Linked DNA regions of Homo sapiens: region 1 is linked to region 2. A link is an interaction called in ENCODE POLR2A ChIA-PET data of the cell type or tissue named here. Cell type or tissue: HepG2. All regions are shown on one strand. Each heading gives the region's core, and the rest is flanking DNA. Links, peaks and the distances in the headings are about the cores only.

The links. Peaks named below come from ENCODE experiments on the same cell type or tissue, not always from the same donor. Only the 100,000 strongest peaks of a DNase experiment are listed, where the experiment ranks them.
Region 1: POLR2A ChIA-PET joins it to region 2 with 5 read pairs; 1 of 35 experiments calls an interaction of 5 or more read pairs at or near these places.

Annotation. Positions count from the first base shown.
Region 1 is chr17:37,880,284-37,890,041 of GRCh38, forward strand. It overlaps the pseudogene YWHAEP7. Among named protein-coding and RNA genes, the nearest start is that of TBC1D3K, 39 kb to the right of the region's middle. In HepG2, for the core only: no CTCF peak of the experiment used is centred there; a DNase peak (open chromatin) is centred at 5,058.
Region 2 is chr17:37,666,603-37,676,360 of GRCh38, forward strand. No RefSeq gene overlaps it. Among named protein-coding and RNA genes, the nearest start is that of DDX52, 28 kb to the left of the region's middle. In HepG2, for the core only: no CTCF peak of the experiment used is centred there; DNase peaks (open chromatin) are centred at 3,839 and 5,409.

The DNA.
Region 1 (9,758 bases), core at 2,387-7,386, 210 kb after region 2:
TCTTTTTTTTTTTTTTTTGAGACGGAGTCTCGCTCTGTCGCCCAGGCTGGTGCAGTAGCTGGATCTCGGCTCACTGCAAGCTCCGCCTCCCGGATTCACGCCATTCTCCTGCCTCAGCCTCCCAAATAGCTGGGACTACAGGCGCCTGCCACCACACCTGGCTAATTTTTTGTATTTTTTAGTAGAGACGGGGTTTCACCGTGTTAGCCAGGATGGTCTCGATCTCCTGACCTTGTGATCTGCCCGCCTCAGCCTCCCAAAGTGCTGGGATTACAGGCGTGAGCCACCGCGCCCGGCCCAAAACCATTATAATTCTTAAGGAAACAGAGAATGAAAGTACATGACAAAAATAAAACATACGTCAGGAGATGGACAAGTGAATTTACAGTATCCTAAGAGTTTCAGAGGATTCAGAAAGAGGAAAGAAGCACATAGTAACATTAACTTTTTAAAAAGCTAATAGAGAGGGTAGAATGGAACGAGTGGAACAAACCAGAATAGGAAAGACAAATACAAAACATTTAATAAGATGGGAGGCTTACACCAGGTGCAGTGGCTCATTCCTGTAATCCCAACACTCTCAAAGCTGAGGCAGGAAGATCACTTGAGCCCGGGACTACAAAGCTGCAGTGAGCTAGGATCCTGCTACTTGCACTCCAGCCTGAACAACAGAATGAAAACCTGTCACTTAAAAAAAAAAACAAAACTTTGGAATAGTGAAGGCCTTTCTAACTAATAACTCAAAATACTGACATCATGAAAGACTAATAAATTGTACAAAATTAAAATCAAAAACCCATGCATGGTAAACAAATTTTTTAAAAAGCACAATATAAATAAAGACTAACCAGATGGGCAAAAATTAGTCCAACTCATATCAAAACAGCATAATAACATATAAGGGGCTCCTTATGGATGCTCCAATAAATCAAACTAAAAAGATCAACAACTGTGGCTGGGCATGGTGGCTCACGCCTGTAGTCCCACCACTTTGGGAGGCTGAGGTGAGTGGATCCCATCTCTACTAAAAATTAAAAAGTCAGCTGGGCCTGGTGGCGTGTGCCTATAATCCCAGCTATTCAGGTGAGTGAGGCAGGAGAGTCCTTTGAACGGGGGAGGCAGAAGCTGCAGTGAGCCAAGATCAAGCCACTGTACTCCAGCCTACATGACAGACAGAGACCATCTCAAAAAAAAAAAAAAAAAAAAAAAGATCAACAACCAAGTCAAAAAGCAGACCACAGAAGAGAAAAAAACAAATTGCTCTTCAAACTGTTAAAAGATGTCAACTTCACTAATATTAAGAGAAATGCAAAACGACTGCTTGGATATACAAACTTTCACCTGTTAGGTAAGCAAAGGTATAAGGAACAGCTTTTTTATTCATATATTGGTAAAACTGGGAACATATATTGGTAAAACTACAGGGAGAATAACTTGGGACTATCCATCAAAATTAATTGCAAAACTCCTTTGACCCAATGTTTCCACCTACGGAAATTAATAATCCTATAGATATACTTGTATACCAGCAAAATGACATATATAAAAGAGTTAGTCATCAAAGTAGATCAGAAAGTGCATCAACAACTGATTGATTAGATAACATGGTTAAAAAGGAAAAAAAAGGCTCTATACTGATAACAGGATAAATTGTTCATGCCGGGTGCGGTGGCTCACGCCTGTAATCTCAGCACATTGGAAGGCCGAGGCAGTAGGATCATTTGGGGTCAAGAGTTCAACACCAGCCTGACCAATATTGTGAAACCCCATCTCTACTAAAAATATAAAAATTAGCTGGGCGTGGTGGCGCATACCTGTAATCCCAGCAACTTGGGAGGCTGCAGCAGGAGAATGGCTTGAGCCGGGAAGGTGGAGGTTACAGTGAGCGGAGACTGCACCACTGCACTCCAGCCTGGGTGAATGAGCGAAGCTTCAAAAAAAAAGAAAATTGAAGAAAAAAGAAAAGAAAAGTCTCAAAAAAAAGAAAAAAGATAAATTGTTCAGTGAAATAAATTAAGACGCAGAAGAGTATATAATATTAACCCATTTGTATAAAGATGGAGGGAGTAAAGAAGTATTTGTCCATTCACATCTGAATATGCAAAAGAAACCTAGAAAGATATGCAAGAAAGTAAATAATTATAAGGTAGCAGGAAAGCTATTGATAAACTGGGCAGATGGGGAAGAGGAGTAACAGGAAGGGTTTTCAATATATTTTTAAATTTTGTACAATCTGACTGTATAACATAGTCTGAAGATTAAACTGTATAATATATATAGCTAGCCAAAATGATTGTATTTTTCCCATTTATTCACACCATTACTCTAGTCTATGCCAAAACTACTTTAGAGGTGGCTACCCAAAATGGAGAAGAGTATAGTATCTACTTTTTTTAGCTGCCGCATCATGTATGCCATGGCTTAATAAACTCACGTCTACACATTTCAGAACAGTACTGAGCTACATGTACAAAAATACGAGTTCTCTAACAAAGATAACTAAAAGTAGAGAAGAAAATGAGTAATGCACAAGGGTCCATAGGAAAGCATACCAAAATGTGATACAGAAGTCAGCATTTCTTTTTTTCTTTTCTTTTTTTTTTTTTTGAGACAGGGTCTCACTCTCACCCATCTCAGGGACTGAAGTACAGTGGTGTGACCATGGCTCAATGCAGCCTCCACCTCCCACGCTCAAGCCATCCTCCTGCTCAGCTTCCCAAGTAGCTGGAACTACAGGCACGTGCCACCATGTGGAACTAAGTCTTTTTATTTTTATTTTTTATATTTACTTTTGCAGAGACCAAGGTCTCCCTATGTTGCCCAGGCTGGTCTCAGGCTCCTACGCTCCAGTGAGCCTCCTACCTTGGCCTCTCAAAGAGCTGGGATTACAGGTGTCAGGCACCCAGCCTAAAAGTCAACATTTCTTTATATTCCAGCCACAAAGATCCTCAGAGTTAAATGAAATTAACATTCACTAGAAACATCATCTGTCTAGAGATATACAAAACAGAAAAAAAGAATCTAAAACAACAGATTTTAGGTCTAACAACAACAACAACAAAATGTGGCTCATTTTTCAAAAAAAATTCCTAACACAAGAAACTATATCCATTTAACAAAATACACTTTCTTTTTTTTGAGACAGTCTCCTTCTGTCATGGAGGCTAATGGTCAATGGTGCAATCTCAGCTCACTGGAACCTCTGCCCCCCAAGTTCAAGTTTTTCTCCTGCCTCGGCCTCCCAAGTAGCTGGGACTACAGGCATGCATCACCACGCCCAGCTAATTTTTCTATTTTTAGTAGAAACCAGGTTTCACTATGTTGGCCAGGCTGCTCTCGAACTCCTGACCTCAGGTGATCCACCACCCTCGGCCTCCCAAAGTGCTGGGATTACAGGTGTGAGCTACCTCGCCCAGCCAAAAAAATAAGAATTTTAATTAGAAGTATGTATTTAATAAATCATTCTGCATAAAGTAGCCAATGCTTAAGTTTGTCCACAAAGTAGAAAAATTGTGGGTCAATACATAATAATGATTCATAAATTATAGCCACTACTGTTAAAAATGAGTAGAAAACACTGTTTAATTTGATGAAATAAAATAAACTACCAGATATTTGAAAATACTCCACCGCCCCAGTTTTCAATAAAAATTTTTTCAAGAAATCTCTGCACTTACCCCCATTATCTGTTCTTTTTAAAGCTCCATCCTTATGGGGACAAAGTTCACATCTCTATAAACAAGAAAAGAAACACGTAATGAAGAAATATTTCAGATTATCAAAAATGTAATATCTTCCCTGCAACTTCAAAACTACTGAAAATGTGAGAGCAGCATTTGTACTAGTTGCCCCCCAAGAATATTTAGGAACATTCTTCACAAACAGTTGTTCTTGACGACATGTGATCTTCTTCAGCGAACAAGTAATTTTTTTAAAGTACATTTTAACTTTTAAACTCCTGCCACGGGCCAGGCACGGTGGCTCATGCCTGTAATCCCAGGACTTTGGGAGGCCGAGGCGGGCAGATTACCTGAGGTCGGGAGTTCGAGACCAGCCTGACTAACATGGAGAAACCCCGTCTCTACTAAAAATAAAAAATTAGCCAGGCGTGGCGGCGCATGCCTGTAATCCCAGCTACTGGGGAGGCTGAGGCAGGAGAATTGATTGAACCCGGGAGGCAGAGGTTGCGGTGAGCCAAGATCGCGCCGTTGCACTCCAGTCTGGACAACAAGAGTGAAACTCCATCTAAAAGAAACAAAACAAAACAAATCCTGCCACAAGTTTTTAAATCTTACATTAATAAAAACACAAAGATGCTGGGATTATTTACCTGGGGAGCGGGAGAAAAAAACAAAAAAGTCCTCTCAACACAGGAATGGGGCAAGGTTTTTAACATCTGCCTGTTACCTGTTTACTTCCTGTTTTATGGTCAGCTAGGATGACCGCAGTCAAGTGGGTCTGGTTTCTCTTAAAGAGCCAAACTCAAGAATTTAGAATTTGAATTTAAGTGGCAAGAAATGATCTCATGCATGCTGATTTCCCTTCTGAAAGGAATTAGGCTAATCAGCTATTATTATTCAAACACAGTGGTACTCAAAATTTATTGTGGATTCCTCTCCCTCCCATCCTCAGAATTTAAAAGCAGAAATAAATGTAGAGCCAGTACTACTACTTCTTATGAAACACAGTAAGTTTCAATGGCATTGTCTTACTATGAAGAATATGTTCCTGAAAGTCGCACTTGAGTATTATTTATATCCCACTTTGTTTCCAAAAGAAGTTTTCCAGCATACAGTATCGTAATATAGGCCGGGCACAGTGGATCACACCTGTAATCCCAGCACTTTGGGAGGCTGAGGTAGGCAGATCGCTTGAGCCCAGGGGTTCCAGGGCAGCCCGGGCAACATGGCAAAATTCCACCTCTACAAAAAAAAAAAAAAAAAAAAAAATAGTTGGGTGTGGTGGTGGTGCACCTGTAGTCCCAGCTACTCGGCAGGCTGAGGCGGGCTGATCAATTGAGCCCAGAAGGTCAAGGCTGCAGTGAGCCATGATTGCACCACTGCATTCCAGCCTGGGTGACAGAGTGGACCCTACCTCGAAAAAACAAAAACAAACAAACAAAAAAATGTGTGTGTATACATATATGTGTGTGTGTGTGTTGATTATATATGTATATATACACACACACATTTTATATATACACACACTATATATACACACACCATATATACACACCCTACATATAAATATATATACACTTACATACATATATAAATTACAACAAAAATTAGAGTAGAAAATTAAGTTGAAATAGTTTTAAAAGTACAGAAGGCATAAGCCATAAAAGCCTACTGAGGCTGGGTGCAGTGCCTCACACATATAATCGCAGCACTTTGGGAGGCCAAAATGGAAGGACCACTTGAGGTGAGGAGTTCGAGACCAGCCTAAGCAACAAAGTGAGACCTCATCTCTACAAAAATAATTTAAAAAAAAAATAGAGCCTATTTGCCAGGTGCGGTGGCTCACGCCTGTAATCCCAGCACTTTGGGAAGCCGAGGTGGGCGGATCACGAGGTCAAGAGATCGAGACCACCCTGGCCAACATGGTGAAACCCCATCTCTATTAAAAATACAAAAAATTAGCTGGGCATGGTGGCACGTGCCTGTAGTCCCAGCTACTTGGGAGGCTGAGGCAGGAGAATCACTTGAAACCGGAAGGCAGAGGTTGCAGTGAGTCGAGATCACGCCACTGCACTCCAGCCTGGGCAACAAGAGCGAAACTGTGTCTCAAAAAAAAAAAAAAAAAATTACAGAGGCTATTGATAAAGTTTGGATATTTGTGCCTCCAAATCTCATGTAAAAATATAATCCCGATGTTGAAGGTGGAGCCCAGCAAAAGGTGTTTGGGTAATGGGGGCAGAACCCTCATGAATGTCTTGGTGTTTTCCTTGTGGTAATGAGTGAGTTTCTTGCTGTTGTTAGTTCACGTGAGATCTGATTGGTAAAAAGAGCCTGCCATCTAGCTCCCTCCCCTCACCATGTGACACTCCTGGTCCCTATGCCCACTCCCCCATAAGTAAAAGCTTCCTCAGCCCAAAGATGGTGGTAGTATGCTTGTACTGCCTACAGAACTGTGAACCAAATAAACCTCTTTTCTTTATATTAATAATCTACCCAGTTTCAGGTATTCCTTTATAGCAACACAAAACAGACTAATACTGCTGTATTTCTTGCCTTTCAGTATTTCACTCTCCTGATTTTCCCTCTTTGGTGGCACCTTTCTGATCACCCTATCAAACCTTTAAATGGTGAAGTTCCTCAGGGTTCTGGCCTAAGATGTCATCTCTCTTTTTTTTTTTTTTTGAGACAGAGTCTTATTCTGTCGCCCAGGTTTGAGTGCAGTGGCGTGATCTCGGCTCACTGCAAGCTCCACCTCCTGGGTTCAGGACATTCTCCTGCCTCAGCCTCTGAGTAGCTGGGCCTACAGGCACCCACCACCATGCCCAGCTAATTTGTTGTGTTTTTAGTAGAGACGGGGTTTCACTGTGTTAGCCAGGATGGTCTCGATTTCCTGACCTTGTGATCCGCCCGCCTCGGGCTCCCAAAGTGCTGGGATTACAGGCATGAGTCACCGCGCCCGACCAAGATGTCATCTTATTTCACGTGAAACACTAGGTAATCTTATTCACTGTCCAAATTTCCATTACCAACTAAATTATAAAAATATAACAGTGACTCCCAAATTTTATCTATTTGTGTCTGTCCTCAGGGTCAGGTATAAACTCTATATGCTACATAAACACTTTATTTTATTTTATTTTGAGATGGAGTCTGTTGCCCAGGCTGGAGTGCAGTGGCTTGATCTCAGCTCACTGCAACCTCCAACACCAGGGTTCAAGCAATTCTCCTGCCTCAGCCTCCCAAGGAGCTGGGATTACAGGTGTGTGCCACCACTTCCATCTAACTTTTTCTATTTTCAGTAGAGATGGGGTTACGTCATGTTGCCCAGGTTGGTCTCAAACTCCTGGCCTCAAGTGATCTACCCACCTCAGCCTCCTAAAGTGCTAGGATTACAGGCGTGAGCCACCGCACCACCCAGCCTACATAGACACTTGAAACGCTCCACAATTTATGACAAAACCTGCTCTTCCTGCTCTTTCCATATATTGGTAATGATATTTTCAATGACACATTGCTCATGCGAGACACCAAGTATATATAATCTTTGACCACTTCATACCTTACTCCCTAACCTCACTTTTAATCCATAACTGTATTGTGCCCTTCCTCTTCTGAAATACTAGTGAGAGCTGCCTATCTCTCTCCATCTCCACTATCACCCTACTTAAAGCCAGCATCGCCTTTCATCGGGACCACTTCAGTCACCTCTTAAATGCAGTAGACCCCAGTTATCCATGGGAGAAACATTCTAAGAACCCCAGTGGACGTCTGAAATGACAAATGGTACTGAGCACTTGATTCTGTTTTTTGCTATACATACATACCTATAAAAAAGTTGAATTTATAAATTAGGCACAGTAACAGATTAACAATAATAATAAAATACAACAGGCCAGATGTAGTGGCTCAAGCCTATAATCCCAGGACTTTAGGAGGCTGAGTTGGGCAGATCACCTGAGGTCAGGAGTTTGAGACTAGCCTGGCCAACATGGTGAAACCCCATCTCTACTAAAAATACAAAAAAATTAGCGAATGTGGTGGCGCACACCCGCAGTCCCAGCTAAGCAGGAGGCTAAGGCACAAAAAGCAACTCAACCCGGGAGGTTGCAGTGAGCCAAGATCGTGCCACTGCCCTCCAGCCTGGGTGACAGAGAGAGGCTCCAACTCAAAAACAATTTCAAAAATTTAAAAAAAATTATAACAATCTACTATAAAAAAGTTATGTGAATGTGGTCTCTCTCAAAATACAGTCTGCATAAAAACAACCACATATACGATGGTGGCCCCATGAGATTAAATGGAACTGAAAAATTCCTATTGCCTAGTGACATAATGATGTAATAGCCATAGTAACATGACAGAGCAAATTTTAAAATAAATTTAGTGTACATTAAGTGCACAATGTTTATAAAGTCTATGGTAGTTGTAGCAGTCCATTCTCTCACTGCTATAAAACTACCTGAGACTGGGCAATTTATAAAGAAAAGAGGTTTAATTGACTCATGTTCCACATGGCTGAGAAGGCCTCAAGAAACTGTCAGTCACAGTGAGAAGGGAAGCAAGTACGTCTTACATGGCAGCAAGCAAGAGAAAGAGAATGTGTACATAGGAAAAAAACCACCACTTTCAAAACCATCAGATCTCCAGAGAATTCACTCACTATCACAAGAACAGGATGGGGGAAACTGCCCCCATTATCCAGTCACCTCCCTCCTTCAACACATAGGGATTATAATTCGAGATGAGATTTGGGTGGGGATACACAGCCAAACGCTATCAGTAATGTACAATAATGTCCCAGGCTTTCACATTCACTCACCACTTACTAACTGACTCACCCAGAACAACTTCTAGTCCTGCAAGCTTCATTCATGGTAAAGCCCTATACAAGTGCAATTTTTTTTTATCTTTCATATCATTATTTTAGGTGTACCTTTTCTATGTTTAAAAATACAAATACTTACCATTATGTTAAGTTGCTTACAGGATTCAGTAATGAAATGTACAAGTTTGCAGCCTAGGAGCAATAGGCTATACCATGTAGCCTAGGTATGTAGTAGGCTATACAATATAGCTTTGTTTAAGAACATTCTAAGATGATTGTGCAATGACGAAATCACCTAATGAGGTATTTCTAAGAACATACCTCCCTCCTGCATTACACAACACATGATTCTACCTCACTGTACTCACCTATTTTCAGAGGGGTTGACCATGGGTAACTAAAACCAAGGGAAGAAAAACCGCAGATAATGGAAAATGGCTGTAGTCTCCAAATATTCACTCTCAACCAACTATCACCAATCTGCAGAATGAACTTTTCACAACACAACGAACTTCAGAAATGCAATCCAAATATACCACTGCCCACTTGAAAACACTTCAATAGGCCGGGTGCAGTGGCTCAAGCCTGTAGTCCCAGCACTTTGGGAGGCTGAGGGGGGACGGATCATGAGGTCAAGAGATCAAGACCATCCTGGCCAACATGGTGAAACCACATCTCTACTAAAAATGCAAAAATCATCTGGGTGTGGTGGTGCGCACCCATAGTCCCAGCTACTCGGGAGACTGAGGCAGGAGAATCGCTTGAACCCAGGGGGTGGAAGTTGCAGCGAGTCGAGATCGCACCACTGCACTCCAGCGTGGCAACAGAGCGAGACTCCGTCTCAAAAACAAAAAAACAAAACAAAACAAAACAAAAACACTTCAATAGTTTCCCTATATCATATAGCCTTTTCTTATCTCCACCACCTTCTCTCCTTCCAACATTTCACTTCATGGGCAACACTGGCTTTTTCTTCTTTCAATTCTATAAATTTGCCAGAGCTCATTCTCACTTCAAAGGCTTTTAACGGGTTAGTTTGACTCTAAATGGAATATTGTCATTCACTGTACCCTCTTTTTCAGCTGGGTAATTTCTATGTATCCGGCAGGTCCTTGCTTAAAGCCACTTCATCAAAGACAATGTCTCTGAATCTCCAGATGAGGTTAGGTGCCATATGATGATTTACCTATGCTTTCCTTCTTGGGATATATTACAATTGCAATTAGCTATTTATGTAATTAAGTTAACTCCTC
Region 2 (9,758 bases), core at 2,526-7,525:
TTGAGGCCAAGAGTTCGAGACCAGCCTGGGCAACATGGTGAAACCCCATCTCTATAAAAAAAAGTACAAAAAGTAGCCGGGTATGGTGGCATGCACCTTAGTCCCAGCTACTTGGGAGGCTGAGGTGGGAGGATTGCTTGAGCAGGGGAGGGGAAGGTTGCAGTGAGCTAAGATCGCACTGCTGCCTCCAGCCTGGGTGACAGAGTGAGTCTCTGTCTCAAGAAAAAAAAAAAAAAGAAAGAAAACAAAAGTAAAGAAAATGATGGCTAGGTTTTTAAGATGTATTTGGATTGCAAACAAAGTGGGCCTCATATCATCTGGACACAGTTACTTCTATTGATGCTGTCTAGATTTGTGTCTTTAGTAGCTATGACACACTGCTTATTTGTGGTGAGTTTAGGGTTAATTAAGCCCTCCATATATTTTTTATTTGAACTGCATTTCTGAAAATATACTATTTGTATGTTAAAAAAGAGAAGAAAAATGCTTCTGAAGACAGGAATTTATATATATCCTCACTAAATTTAATAATTTGTGTGGTTACTTCATAATTGGCCATCTATAAATGTGATCAAGCATGCCTTCTGTATATAGAGCGAGGCCTGCACTTGCAGAATGCAAAGACAAATTGTCCTGCATTGCCTAATCATTCAGACCAGAAGCCATGGAGGTATATTTGTTTGTTTTTAATCTTTCATCCCCTATGCCCTTTCCTGCAGCACTCTGGAGCTCTCCAAGACAGAGCAAAGTCTGTGGGGAAGGAACCAGGACAGAAATCTACTCTGTTTTGGAGACAAATGGGGCAGCACCTGCAGCTTGGAGGCTGCAGCAGGTTACCAGGAAACACCTGCTTGGTCAGGGGTAGGGAAAGTCATTAGGACTGCTGTCCCAGGACAGAATAAAATACCATCCTCAAATTTCAGAACACTGGTACATTGGGATTTTTACTATAGAATTAAAATTCAATTTCTTTTTTTTTTGAGATGGAACCTTGCTCTGTCACCCAGGCCGGAGTGCAGTGGCGCAATCTTGGCTCACTGCACCTCTGCCTCCCGGGTTCAAGCGATTCTCATGCCTCAGCCTCCCAGGTGGCTGGGATTACAGGCGTGCACCACCACACCCAGTTAATTTTTGTATTTTTAGTAGAGACGGTGTTTTGCCATGTTGGCCAAACTAGTCTTGAACTCCTGGCCTCAAGTGATCCACCTGCCTCGGCCTCCCAAAGTGCTGGGATTGCAGGCGTGAGCCACCACTTCCAGCCTCAATTTCTTACATGAAACCACTTCATGAATTTTTAAAAAACTTACTTGATGTTGGAAGATCCACAGGAAGGGAAGGGGCGGCAGGAGTGCTCTCCTCAGCTCAGTCTCACACCTCCTGGTTTAGTGGGATTGGCATCCACCCTTCCATCTGACTAGCACAAATCAACTTCGAGATATGTTTTTGAGACCGAAATCCTAGCTACCCATATCTCCCTTCTGCCTATCCTGCTCAAAAACTCATACTTACAAATCAATAGACATCCTCCACCCCAACACATGCTCCTCATCTTCAATAAATACTTGTAACTTTGCCTGTGTAATATTCACAAGGACAGTGTTGTACGTGTCTAGCATTGACAGTGCAATAATAAAAACTGCAAGCATGTGGCACTTGTGATGTGCCACCCACTGTTCTAAGCACTTTATAGATGTGAACTCATTTCATGACGTTAATTCATTTCATCCAAAGGACAACAGTCCTGTGTGGTACATAATGTTATTATCTTTGTTTTACAGTTGAGGAAACTGAGGCACAGAGATTAAGTGTTTGTCCAAGGTCACATGGCTAAAAGTGGCAGAGTGGGATTGGAGTTCATGCAGTCCAGCTCCAGTGCTCTTAACCACTATCTTACACTGTCTCACTAAATTGTGGAGGGAGCTGCAATGGATATCTGTGTGGGGTGTGCAGCCCCAGTCCTGGGTTTTCGTCCATAAGCTGTTCTTTGCCAAATGATTTCTAATTATAATAACCAAGAACATGATTACTTTCTTAGGATAGGAACTGCCAGCAGGCTTTAGCTCCTTTCCAGATGAGGAAACGTAGGCTCGGAGTGTTAGTGTAGTCAGGGTCACATAGGGAATAAGTGACAGAAACAAGAATGTGAACCCAGCTCAGGGTGACTTTAGTGTCCAGACACCTCCGCTTAACCTACAATGTCACAATGGTGAGGTCAAATATTCAGAAAGAGCTTAGACACTCTCCATACCCTCTTTTTCATGGGCTAGAGAATACATGGAGGCCTTTCTTCAGGGAAAAAATCATCATAATCATTACCAAAGCATCTTGTCGAAGATCCACTGGGTGCTGGATGCTATAATGTGGGGTTTTTTTAAACTTCAATATGAGGATCCCCGAAAGTATGAGTGTTTCATCATCAACTTGGCAGAAGTTAGCTGAAGGGTATGTAAGCCTCCTGTCCTAAGATAGGTTTCTTCATTTCTTGAGCTGACAGGTTGAATTAAGTTACTGCTTCTCATATATAGCTCTCTGGCTTTTGCTTTAATTTTATTTTTTAAACTGGTGATAGCAGCAATAGGAGGCCCTTGCTTTTAGATCAAGCATAGCTTTATTTTTTTTCAGGATGCAAGTCAAGAGCATAGTTCCTAAAGAACCGTGTGGTGATGTCTGGGATCACTGGGGTGTGCACATTTATTTTATTTTATTTTATTTTATTTTATTTTATTTTATTTTATTTTATTTTATTTTATTTTATTTTATTTTATTTTATTTTTTTGAGACAGAGTTTCGCTTTGTCACCCAGGCTGGAGTGCAATGGCATGATCTCGGCTCACTGCAACCTCTGCCTCCCAGATTCAAGCGATTCTCCTGCCTCAGCCTCCCAAGTAGCTGGGATTACAGGCATGCATCACCACACCCAGCTAATTTTCTATTTTTAGTAGAGACAGGGTTTTGCCATGTTGGTCAGGCTGGTCTTGAACTCCTGACCTCAGGTGATCCACCCGCCTCAGCCTCCCAAAGTGCTGGGATTACAGGCATGAGCCACTGCGCCCAGCCGGGATGTGCACACTTCTATGCATACACATACACCTGGCACAGACAAGCACACGTACTGCCACGTTCATGGTGTGAATCCCTGGAAATAAGGGTGCCGTCAGGGGACCAGCAAGTGCATGGTATGGTCTCCATTCCTGGGTGCATTGATGTGGCCTGCCATGCCCTGCTGGGTTGAGGTGGGCCTGTTCTGTCTGCTCTGAGTCCTGGCTGGGTCAGTCTTTCCAGGAGTGTGGGGATACGGTTTCTATCAGGCATGCCCAACATATCCCCCTGGTCTTGGATCAGCAGGGCAGGCTGGCAGGAATGCCTACCTCAGAGCCCCTAAGCAGGGTTTAGGTCAGTGACCTCTCCACTCCCCACCTTGGCCAGCAGTCCTCCAGCAACGATGCCAAGGATGCTTATTTGTTTGTTTGTTTATTTATTTATTATTTTTTTTTGAGATGGAGTCTTACTCTGTCGCCCAGGCTGGAGTGCAGTGGTGCGATCTCAGCTCACTGCAACCTCCGCCTCCCAGGTTCAAGTGATTGTCCTGCCTCAGCCTCCCAGGTGGCTGGGATTGCAGGTGTGTGCCACCATGCCCAGCTAATTTTTGTATTTTTAGTGGAGGCGGGGTTTCACCATGTTGCCCAGGCTGGTCTCAAACTCCTGATCTCAGGGGATCCGCCCACCTTAGCTTCCCAAAGTGCTGGGATTACAGGCGTGAGCCACCGCGCCCAGCCCCAAGGATGCTTTCTTAGGTCAAAAGGGAAAGCATTGTTGCTGCCCTGTGGCCAGGCAAACAAGCTGCTGGCTTTGAAGTCACAGGGGATTTGCTCAGGCTGGAGTTGGGAGTCTGAAGGAGAGGCCTCCATGCCTTCCTGAAGCCTCACTGCGTTTATTAACTCCACCTGCCTACCCGGGCCTGGTGTGTTTGATGTCTCGGGAGAAGCAGGAGGAGGGAGGCATGCTCTGGGGGTCCTCCGAGGGACATCTTTCAGCCCCTGCTGAGCCTGCCATCCCACCTGGTCTGAACAGAAGGAAAACCAGGCCCAAGTCCAGAAGGGCTAGTGACAGGCCTGTAGTGAAGGGGACACCTAGTCCCCCTCCCTTCAAGGTAGTTTACAGGAGTGTGTTCCAGGGCCAGTTGGAGAGCAGGCTGCTTCCCTTGGTCATTGTCTTTATTCAGGTGGCATCCGGTGAGAATGAAAGTCAAGGGAAGACTTGAAGAGAGAAAGAGGCATCCAGAGGCAGCACTGGTGCCTTAAGGGGCCACAGCAGGTCTCTCCACTTTGCCCTGAGGTCCCCAATCACGCCTCTGCCAGGTGCCTCCCCAACTCCTGCCCCATGCTTCACCCCTTCTCCCCACCAAAGCAGCATGAGTGGGCAATTTGCCATTTCCCAGCGACAGCTCAGAAGCCTTAGGTAATGACCAGAGACATTCCCCACCCACCCCCTACTCACACTCAATAAAATGCACTGATGAGGAATCCATGGAGTGGGGAAGAAAGTTCTAGAGAGCAGGAGCCTGCGTAAAACAATGCTCGCCTCTCTGGGCTTGCCTTGCCCCAGGATTTCACTATGTTCCAAATCATGTTTTATTACCTTTCAGGGTTGGGCCATGGGAATGGGATAAGAAGCAAAGCATTATTATTAACCAGTTCCATGTCCCATACAATATTAGCCATGAATAGCTCCATCTCTCCCCCACAATTTCCCTATCAGCCACATTCTAATGCCCCCCACCCCCAACACCGCTCTCTAGTCTGTCTGTCTGCCTGCTCCCCCTGCCCCTGACATGTTGCAATTCAGAAAGAGCTTGTTTATGATAAGACCTTGAAATCTGGAGTTATAAATCCTGCCCAGGGCGGCCGCCCTATCTCTGTGCTAATGCTTGTGGTGCCAAAAGGAGGCTCACCTGGTTGTGACCCAGTCCCTCTTACTCCCTGAGGAGTTCCCTGCTCCTCCTCTGCAAACACAGGACAATGGGCAAATGGGAGTTACCTGTTCCAACAGGTGTTAGCTGGGCCTCACTTTCCTACAGGGTGATGAGAAGGTCACCCTCTGGCCCGCCCACGCTGGGCATTCCTGTGACTGTGAAAGCCCACCTTCGAACATGACCCTCCCTCTCCCCCACCCTCCCATGACTTCAGCTACAGGAGACTGAGCCCACCTCAATGGCTTTAAAAGTCCCCACTTGAAGCTTCTGAGTCCACCAACTAGAGAGCAGGCAGCACCTGCACTGGCTGGAGGGCCCTTGTGCTGCCTCTTTATTCTGTACAGGCCTCTGTCATTGTGTTTACACCATATTGCAGTTGGCAGTTGTTAGCCTTCCCTACTAAGCTATGGGCCCCTTAAGGGAAGACACTGTTTCTGATTCATCATTGAATTCCTAGGCCCAAAAGACTGCACAGAACATAAATATTTGTTAAATGACTAGGTGAATGGTGTCATCATTACCAGCACATATTTCTTCAGGGTATCTTATGTGCAGCGAACCTGCTAAGCAGTAGGGATACAAAGATTAATTGGACACCATTCCCACTCTCAGGGGCTTATGCTGGAGTCGGGGAGACCCACTGAAGCTTCACTTCCCTAGAGGTCAGAGGAAGAGCTGGATCTGGGGACCCCAGGAAGCTGCTTTGACAACCAGAGGCCTAGGGTCTTGGGAAAGTTTGCCCAGAGTGAACTTACCACAGATGCCAGAGACTCAGATACCTACTCACCATTGGTCTTGGTACATTCCAGAGTGGAGGTGATAACTTGCCAACTAACAGCATGTGGAGCCTTTTCCTTTGTGACTTGTATCCTCCTCTCAACAATGGGAATAAAAGTAATTTCTAGTATCTTCACTTGGAATGGATTTTTCAGCCCTTTAGCTCTGGGAAGAAAAGAAGTGAAACTGGCCCCCACTGGGCCCTAGCTGGAGCTGTACTTGTTAGCTCTGCCCCATACCATTTGGTTTAGGCTGCCTGTGGATTTGAGGCCACAGCTGCCTCCACCCTCAGGAGGAAGGAACGAGGAGGTCCAGGCATCTGTCTGGAGTTCAGTTCATCCCAACACACATTAATTGAATGCCTCATCTGTGCCAAGCATGCTGGACAGTGGGAATAGAGAAATTAACATCGTGGGTGTAGCTCCTCCTTTCAGACAGGGACTGATATCTCTGAGAACCTGTGGGAAGAAGGACAACCAGTTGATCTCTTGAGGACTGAGAGTCAGCCCACATGATATGAGAGGCTGTTGCATCCCAATGCCATTGTCTCATGGAGGGGACCTTTACTGTGTGGAGTGGGGGCCTAGCAGTGTATGTGTGGGCAGTGTGGTGCAGTGTCCATGGGTGGTGTTTTCTGTGTGGCTGTTTGCAGTCAGCGCTTTTGAAGCTTTTCATGTGAAGTACCATTAGTGGCAGAGAGTGAATTCACACTTCACAAGGGGCATGGGGTTTTAGATCACTGCACACAGAAACTTTCTTCGAAGCCCCATGTTTTGTCTTAAAAGTATGTTTAGGCTGCGCATGGTGGCTCACGCCTGTAATCCCAGCACTTTGGGAGGCCAAGGCAGGTGGATCACGAGGTCAGGAGATTGAGACCATCCTGGCTAACACGGTGAAACCCCGTCTCTACTAAAAATACAAAAAATTAGCTGGGTGTGGTGGCGGGCGCCTGTAGTCCCAGCTAGTCGGGAGGCTGAGGCAGGAGAATGGCGTGAACCCGGGAGGCGGAGCTTGCAGTGAGCCGACATTGCGCCATTGCACTCTAACCTGGGCAACACAGCAAGACTCCGTCTCAAAAAAAAAAAAAAGTACATTTAAATTTTCTATTTTCTACCATAATCCATCTGTTTGCTTTTATTGAAAAATGCAGTTAACATTTCTTATATCTGAATAAAATGGACATTCCAGGAAGATAAGCCATCTTTCCTGTGACTTCTTGCAACCTCTGGCTCACAGCCCTATTACCCTAGCTTGAGAAGCTTGCCTTTTGGGACATCAGGCCCAGATGTACCACATTCAGGGTGCCACCCCAAAGTGGATTTCTAACACACTTGCATGGTCCATGCCCGTGACCTGGAAACACTGTTCTGGATTTGGCCTATGCTGCCCTGGTCACACACTCCTTCAGTCAGACCCCACAGGACCATCCCTCCACCTCTCGGCTTATCCTGGTCCCTACAGCAGGGTTTGGAGATCAGGTGGCCAGTGACCATATTCCCCAGATGTCTGGGGCAATGGCCATCAATCTTTTTGTAGTCTCCTTCACAGAGAATGAGTAGGGCAGAAGCAGCAGTGAGCATGGGATCCTGAGGGGAGTTCACAACAACTAACACGGCCAGGTGCGGTGGCTCACGCTTGTAATCCGAGCACTTTGGGAGGTCAAGGCGGGCGGATCACCTGAGGTCAGGAGTTCGAGACCAGCCTGGCCAACATGGTGAAACCCTGTCTCTCCTAAAAATACAAAAATGAGGCATGGCGGCACATGCCTGTAATCCCAGCTACTTGGGAGGCTGAGGCAGGAGAATCGCTTGAACCCAGGAGGCAGAGGTTGCAGTGAGCCGAGATTGCACCACTGCACTCCAGCCTGGGAGACAGAATGAGACTCTGTCTCAAAAACAAAAACAAAAACAACTAACAGCTAATGCAGATACTTGAACTAATTATCTATCTAAAGGGTCCTGGTCTAGGGATTGTTCTCACAACTGCCTTGGTAGCTTTAGTACAATGCCCCGTTTAGTGTTCCCTGACACAATTGCTTTATCTGTATGAGGAAACGGAGTAAAGACTACATTTTATCTGGTAATGGAGAAGTTCTATGATCCCAAGTCCATATAGGTTTATTATGGATTCACCGTATTAGTGTTTTTTAAGTTTTTAAAGAAGTGTGATGCCCTCATTTTTTTCACTCACACATTAATGCATTTTCTTATTTATTCAACAAGTCTTTATACAGAACCTACTATGCTTCAGGCACTGTATGAAGTCCTGGAGATATAGTGGTAAGCAAGAATGGCATGGTCTGGGCCCCCTTAGAATTTGCAAGTGAGAGACAAAATTAAACAAATGGTCTCCATGGAAGCAAACAAAGCAAGTTCAAATGGGGCAAGCCCAGGGCTTTCTTCTGCTGACTGCTCCTGGATGTTCTGCCCAATAGCCTAAGAACACAGTTAGTAGGTCCTGGACTAAGTCAGGGATAACAATAGATTGTCTATGATTCCTCATATGGAAAGTAAAAACAAACGTAAAATGAAATTCACCTCCAAGTCCCTCCTCCTGCTCGACTGCCCCAGAGAAAATGCACCAAACCTTAAGTGTGCAAACACACTTAAGAATAAGGAAATTCATTATTTCATTTAGTCCTCAAATTAGGGCTGTGAAGTTAAGTGCCATGATTCTCTCCATTTCAAAGATACAGAACCTGAGACCTTAGGGAGGTGAAGCTCACCTGGCCAGGATGGGAGTAAGATGGAGTTTACAAATAGGGTGGGGAGGAGGAAGCTTTGGGGCATGACTCTTTTGAGACAGGGTCTCACTTTGTCACCTAGGGTGGAGTGCCGTGGCATGATCTTGGCTCTTGGCTTACTGCAACCTCCGCCTCCTGGGTTCAAGGGATCGTTCCACCTCAGCCTCCCAAGTAGCTGCGACTACAGGTGCATGCCACCACACTTGGCTAATTTGTGCTAGGATTACAGGCATGAGCCACCGTGCCTGGCATCTCTTGATTTTACTGAACAGTGCTGGGCTGGAGGCTTCCAGTGACTCTCCAGACAGACCCCTGTGGTTCTGGAGACTCTGCCACTGCCCCTTATCTTTCCTCCCCATGGCGCACACGGATTTGATGGCTCTAGGTGCTAAAAACTCTGGACTCTAGAACTCAGCTAAGGAATTGCAGAGCTGATGGGACAGTGGAAATGTGGGCAACGTGTCCGAACAACCCACAGCCCTGCCTCCTCCTCCCCAGACTGACCAATGACCCTAAGCCCTGAATGGATTTTTCCTTTTTTTTTTTTTTGAGATAGAGTCTCACTGTGTCGCCCAGGCTGGAATGCAGTGGCGCAATCTCGGCTCACTGCAACCTCTGCCTCCTGAGTTCAAGTGGATTCTCCTGTCTCAGCCTCCTGAGTAGCTGGGATTACAGGAGCACACCACTGCGCCCAGCTATTTTTTTTTTTTTTTTTTTTTGTATTTTTAGGAGAGACAGGGTTTCGCCGTGTTGTCCAGGCCGGTCTTGAACTCCTGACCTCAAATGATCCGCCCGCCTCAGCCTCCCAAAGTGCTGGGATTACAGGCATGAGCCACCGTGCCCGGCCCTATTGGATTGTTCCTAAGAAACTTGGCATGGCTTTGGCAACTGACAATCCTGACAAAGGATTATCACTTCCGCCCTTCGCCTTTGGAGTATCTTCATCTAAGCCTTCACTGCCCTTAAAGGAAAATTCAGCTGAATTTGGAATGAATGAGGTTGTACAGCTAATCATGTTTAGAGTCACCTTCCTATGACATTAAGGCCTCCAGGAGAGTCATTGAAAAGTCTGTGAGGTCTGCTAATTCTATTGAGAGTGAGGAATGTGTTTATTCTTCCAAGGGGCAAAGATCCCCCACTCAAAATGACGCTGCCACATTGTGTAACCAGGAACGTGGGTTGTTGCTGATGTAAACAGATGGCCAGGGGTGGACCTGCCAGGATCCCGGGTCTCCTTTTCCCAGAGGTGTTTCTTATGAATGGTTG